Regions from separate parts of the Mus musculus genome. Here region 1 is linked to region 2. Evidence: chromatin loops called from intact Hi-C (ENCODE). Cell type or tissue: heart. All regions are shown on one strand. Each heading gives the region's core, and the rest is flanking DNA. Links, peaks and the distances in the headings are about the cores only.

Evidence for each region. A loop is a pair of places that touch in the nucleus more often than their neighbours do. Peaks named below come from ENCODE experiments on the same cell type or tissue, not always from the same donor. Only the 100,000 strongest peaks of a DNase experiment are listed, where the experiment ranks them.
Region 1: it touches region 2 in a loop (3-fold over the local background); 8 of 42 quality-filtered maps call a loop at or near these places.

What each region holds. Positions count from the first base shown.
Region 1 is chrX:142,539,296-142,542,116 of GRCm38, forward strand. No RefSeq gene overlaps it. Among named protein-coding and RNA genes, the nearest start is that of Gm25915, 55 kb to the left of the region's middle. In heart, for the core only: a CTCF peak has its summit at 1,176 (motif pointing left); a DNase peak (open chromatin) is centred at 1,176.
Region 2 is chrX:142,198,935-142,201,755 of GRCm38, forward strand. No RefSeq gene overlaps it. Among named protein-coding and RNA genes, the nearest start is that of Gucy2f, 3.4 kb to the left of the region's middle. In heart, for the core only: a CTCF peak has its summit at 1,574; no DNase peak of the experiment used is centred there.

The DNA of each region.
Region 1 (2,821 bases), core at 229-2,728, 340 kb after region 2:
TTTAATTTTAGTTTTGATTTTTGTTTGTTGCTGTTGTTGTTCATTTATTTGTTTGTTTTGTGACAGGGCTTCTCTGTGCAGCCTTGGCTGTCCTGGACATTGCTCTGTAGACCAAGCTGGTCTCAAACTCTAAGATTCTCTTGCCTCTGACTCTGAGTGCTGGGATTAAAGGTTGCCTGTCCCCTCTGTCTCTTTCTTCTGTCATGCCTTATTACAGCTAGGCCCCTCCATCTGGAAATTAGCATACTCTTTCACGTGCTACTCTGCTAGTCTTGAATTGGCCTGACCTGCTCCGTAAAGCTAGGAATCCTAGAGGCTGCTTGTTGACCATCCCGAAGTAATGCCCAGTGCACTGGAGCCAAGCATGGATGGAGCTGCACTAATGTTCTTACAATCACCAACTCAGCCTGTATCCTCACCTCCACTCATACTGCCTCCAGTGAGAGTAATAAGAGAACTCACTAAATTGAAATTGCTCAGATATAATGAAACTGGAAACACTGAGTTCCAGCGACTCTAAGGGAATGGTGCATAAATTATACACTCTGTTCTTGTGCTGGCACAAACAGCAATCAAGACCATGATGAAATTACCCCAGAGTGACCTGGACTGTGCTGGAGAGTTGTTGTTTTCCCTAAAATGCTTTGAGAATATTCCACTGAGGATGGAGAGATGGCTCTGCAGCTAAGAGTGCTTAGTGCTTTTGCAAAGAAACTGAATTCAGTTCCAAGTACCCAGGTCAGGCAGCCCACAAGCACCTGGAACTCCAGCTCTAGGGGGAACTAATGCCTTTTCCTGGCCTCTGATAACACCTGCACTTAGTCACTTATAAAATCTTTCCCTGGCCTCTGTGGGCACCTACGCTCACATGCACCCCCTACACTTTAAAAAAAAATAAATCTTTTTCAAAAAGGGGAGAAATGAGATACAGAATGATCAAACGTGGAGGTTTGTTCAAATATAAGTTATTTTTGCCAATGGAATGGCCTAGCAACGGGCTTCAAAGTCTCCGTGGGATCCATAAGCAGCTGAGTCTCAGGTTCTCTAAGCCCAGGAGTCTCCTCGAAACTAACATATTTCACCGTGTTTCTCCTGACACAACATCAGCCACTCCCAGAAAAATCCAAGGGAAGGCAGAATTTCTGTAGTTGGCTGCCCCCTAGTGGTTACAGAGCAGCACTGACAGGCAGGGCCATAGCTACCCGTTAGCGTGGCTGCTGCAGCCCAGAGTTTATGCGGCTCCAAGATGCTTGGCTGGGTTTGAATTCAGCTCATGCTTTGCCCAGCAGAATCCCACCACCTGGAAGTTAACTTATTTTTTTCTAATTTATTTCTCACAGGTTTCTAATTTTATTTTTAAATTTTACATGGCCTGAGATCTCTATTTTCTTAATTTTTATTGTTAATTATTTTAAAATTAGCATGTAAAACATTAGATTTCATTATAGTGTTTTCAAGTATAATTTGTCTTTGTTGATACTCCTCCTCTCTCCACTCTCCCCTTCTACACCCTCTTGTATTCAGGTTACTTGTGTGCGATTGCACTCCCCTCTTCCCCAACAAGAGATTTCTATTTTCTAAAGGTGGGATAACAGACTACTTACTACCCAACCTACAAGCTAGACTGATGGTAGAGCAGGCATGTAACTGGCCTGTAAGGACACTGTCTCTACCTCTGTGACTTGATAGTTTGCTTCGCTGTTTGGTGCTAAAGACTGAACCCAGGACCTCACGTGTGCTAGGCAAGTGTTCTATCATGAAACTAAACACCCAGCCCATCTCTACTTCTAATGTGGACTCCTGTGAGCCTAGAATAGTTCAAGTGAGTGTGTGTCTTTCTGTGTGTGTGTCTTTCTGTGTGTGTATCTTTCTCTGTGTGTGTGTGTCTTTCTGTGTGTGTATCTTTCTGTGTGTGTGTCTCTGTGTGTGTCTTTCTGTCTGTGTGTGTGTGTGTGTGTGTGAGAGAGAGAGAGAGAGAGAGAGAGAGAGAGAGAGAGAACTGGCTCCATTTTTAGAAAATTCTCTGAACTAAGAATTCCACAGTCATATGTCTACCCATGAGTTTCTGTTAGCTCTACTTCCAAAATATGTCCTTTGTCCACCCACATTTTAATATTTCACTCACTTCCTATCTAAGTTCTAGAATTCCTTATTATACTGACATCAGCAGTGAGAGAAACATTAGTCTACTATTGTGATGTCTTTACTGGTCTCCCTGTTCCCACTCCTGGCTTCATCAACTATAATGATTTGCTAAAATATAAGCCAGGACATGTGACTCTTCTCCAATGGCTTCCCAATAGGTTTGCGCTGAATCTCAAGCCCCTTGTATGGATAACTAGACCCTGGATAATCTAGCATCCATAAGCACATTTTTCTGTCCCTCGCCACTCCTAAACACCTACTAAGCATCACAAACACAGTGTTTCATGTATCCCAGGATGGGTACAGACTCACTATGTAGCTAAGGATAGCCTTGAACTCATGCTGCTCCTACCTCTGAGTTCTGGGATTGCAGAAATTCTGCCAAAGAAAATATATAGTTGTGGAATAAACACATGAAAAGATACTCGTTTTCTAACTGGAGTTTTAATTTTTCAAAAATTATAAATTTATTATTTATTTGTCAAGAATGTCTGTGCATATGTGTGTCAGAAAGAGAGAGAGAGAGAGAGAGAGAGAGAGAGAGAGAGAGAGAGAGAGAGAGAGAGAGAGAGAGAGAAGAGTCAGATTAGCTCTGGCTTGGAGTTTTAAAACCCCAAATCAACCCTCCCCCTGCTCCCCAACCCACCCACTCCCATTCCTGGCCCTGGCATTCCCC
Region 2 (2,821 bases), core at 244-2,743:
ATTCTTTCCTTCACCTGTTAGATAAATTCAGGTGGTTGGACTCCAGGCTTCTAGGCTTGCTTGGGAAGTTCCTTTATCTGCTGAGCCATCTAGCTGGTCCCCTGTCTTCCTTTGTAATTATGACTGCAAACAAAAGAAAATATAGTCTCTTTCCATTTAATGATTTTTTTTTCCTACTAAACACTACAGAGGACTTCATGGAAAAGTGGCAAAGGCTTTGCATAGCATTAGCCCACAACTCTCATAGTCCTTTCATGACTAGGGTGAAAGTTGGAGTGTGGGCAATAAAAATAGATCCACAATGACAAACCCGTAGTTAATCATTCAGAATGAAGCCTTGGATAAGTTCTTTCATCAGGTCAGGAAATGGTGTACGGACCTGGGGACCATGTTAGGGAAAAACAAGTATGAATTAAGAGGAAAGCTACCAGGCAAGATGTTAGACACCACACATTTCCACAGCCCCCCTATCTCCAATGAGGGCACTTATTGGCACCTTTCAACCTTTAAAAAATTGTTTCATGTGACCCATCCCACTGAAATTTCTTTCTTAAAATGTTTTGAACAATAATTTGATATTTTTATGTGTATGGGAATTTTGTCTACATATGTGTCTGTGCACAACACGTGTGCAATACCCATGGAGGCCAGAAAAGGACATCAGATTTCCTGAGGCTGGAGTTACAAATGGTCATGAGCTGTCATGTGGGTGTTAGGAATTGAACCTAGGCCCACTGGAAGAGCAGCCAGTGTCTTAACTGCTGAGCCCCATCACTGAAATCTCTTTAGTTCTTTCAGTTGTACTAGCAAGGGCCCTTTTGCATTTATCACATTTAGCATGTTTATTTGCTCAACAGGAGGCACATTAACTCTTTTTATTATTTTTTTTTAAAAAAGTCTCAGCCAAGTGTTGTGGCACTTGGGAGGCAGAAGCAAGGAGATCTGAGTTTGAAGCCAGCATGGTCTACAAAGTGAGTTCCAGGACAGCCAGGGCTGCATAGAGAAACAAAACAAAAAACAAATGTGTGTGTGTGTGTGTGTGTGTGAGAGAGAGAGAGAGAGAGAGAGAGAGAGAGAGAGAGAGAGAGAGAGAGAGAGAGAATAGTCTGGGATCAGGTGCAATGTAATTACCAGTTATTTTGCACATCCTCACAAGTGGCACTGCAAATGTATTATTTCATTTACTTTTCAGAGCATCCCTAAGACACAGGGACAATTCCTAACCTCATTATACATATATATAAATGAGTAGTTCTATTTAGGTTACGTAGCTTGAATAATATTACACGGTTAGTAAATGATGAGGTCATAAGTGGAATACACAGAGTGTGGTTTGAGAACCTAGAACTTAATAAGTTTGCTGTATTTCTTCAGACTGCACAGGGGGAAATGGAAAGTAACTTTCATGCACATTATTTTGTGCAAGCATGTATTTATCTATGCCATCAGTAGTGGTTTTGTTTTGCTGCAGTTTTAACAGGACAGGTGGAAGATTGTTAATCCAGAATACATGCACAGAATAGAGCTCAGTGCTCACCTCTAGTGGTCAACTTCACAACTGAAATTAAAACCAACGCTGCAATGACAATACATAGCCACACGATGTCACTACTACATCATTATGGCTACAAAATTTCTCTAACTTGAGGCTGAAAACATTTTGTGATGGAAAACACTAAAAACCATTAAAATATTTTCTTTATATTAAATGTCCTATTTGTGTTAGCATTTCCGTTTTTGAGAAAATGCTACACTTTACACAGCAGACTGGCCCAAACTTGTGGCAATCCTTGTGCCTCTGACTCCCAAGATCTGTCATTAGAGGCACTACCCTGAGTTTATATTTTATACCAGGGTGGTTTCAAACTCACAGACTCGCCTAATCTTATTCCTAATTGCTAGGATTAAAAGCAGGCACCATTACGCCTGATGTAGTTTATCTTCAAAATATGATATTATGACACATGTACTCATTACAATCACAGGTTGAATCCATGTCAAACTGGATCTCTCTTCAAATACCAGTTTCACTTTTCCTAAATTTCTACACTGGAATTAGATGTGTACATTCCTTAAGTCCTGAGTTTGCTCGTGGGGAGGAAAGATGATGACTCTTGGATGCAGCAGGAGCTGCATAATACTGTTTCTTATCAACCAAGGCCTTTTAAGTAGGCCCTCTGCACTTTTGCCCTGCCCCATGTCTTCTCTCACATGCATTGACATATACAGGTAAATATACTTTTGAAAATTAATATAGAGGCTGGTGAGATAGTTCAGCCGTTAAAGAGCATTGGCTGTTCTTGCAGTGGGTCTCCTCAGGAAGTAGGCATGCATGTGATACTCAGGCATCTATTTGGGCAAATAGTCATATACATACTTCTTAGTAGAGATTATATATACACAGGAGTTCTTATAAACTTAACATCCAAGCATGCCACACACTCCAGTTGAGTCAGCGTGACAGGCTCTGAAGCCTAAAAGCCACTCACGAGGCAGAGAGTTTCAAGAAAGCTCTCCTCCTGGAGTTTTGGTGTTCTCATACTCATACTCTATTCCCGAGTTAGTCTGGTGTATGGATCTATGAGCTCTCTTTTAATATTTTATTATAAATGCCTCTTAAGATCAAATTCTGTTATAGTTAGTCTCCCCAGTGTTCCAAGATCCCAGAAGCCGCCAAGCTTAGAATCCTGTGAGAAGGCAGTAAGGAAGTTAACCTATTCAGCAACTAATTAATCATTACAATAGACAGAGCCAGTGGCTCAACTGGTCTGCAGAAAGAGCCAGGGAATCTCACTGAGATAGAAATCTTCAGTACAAGCTA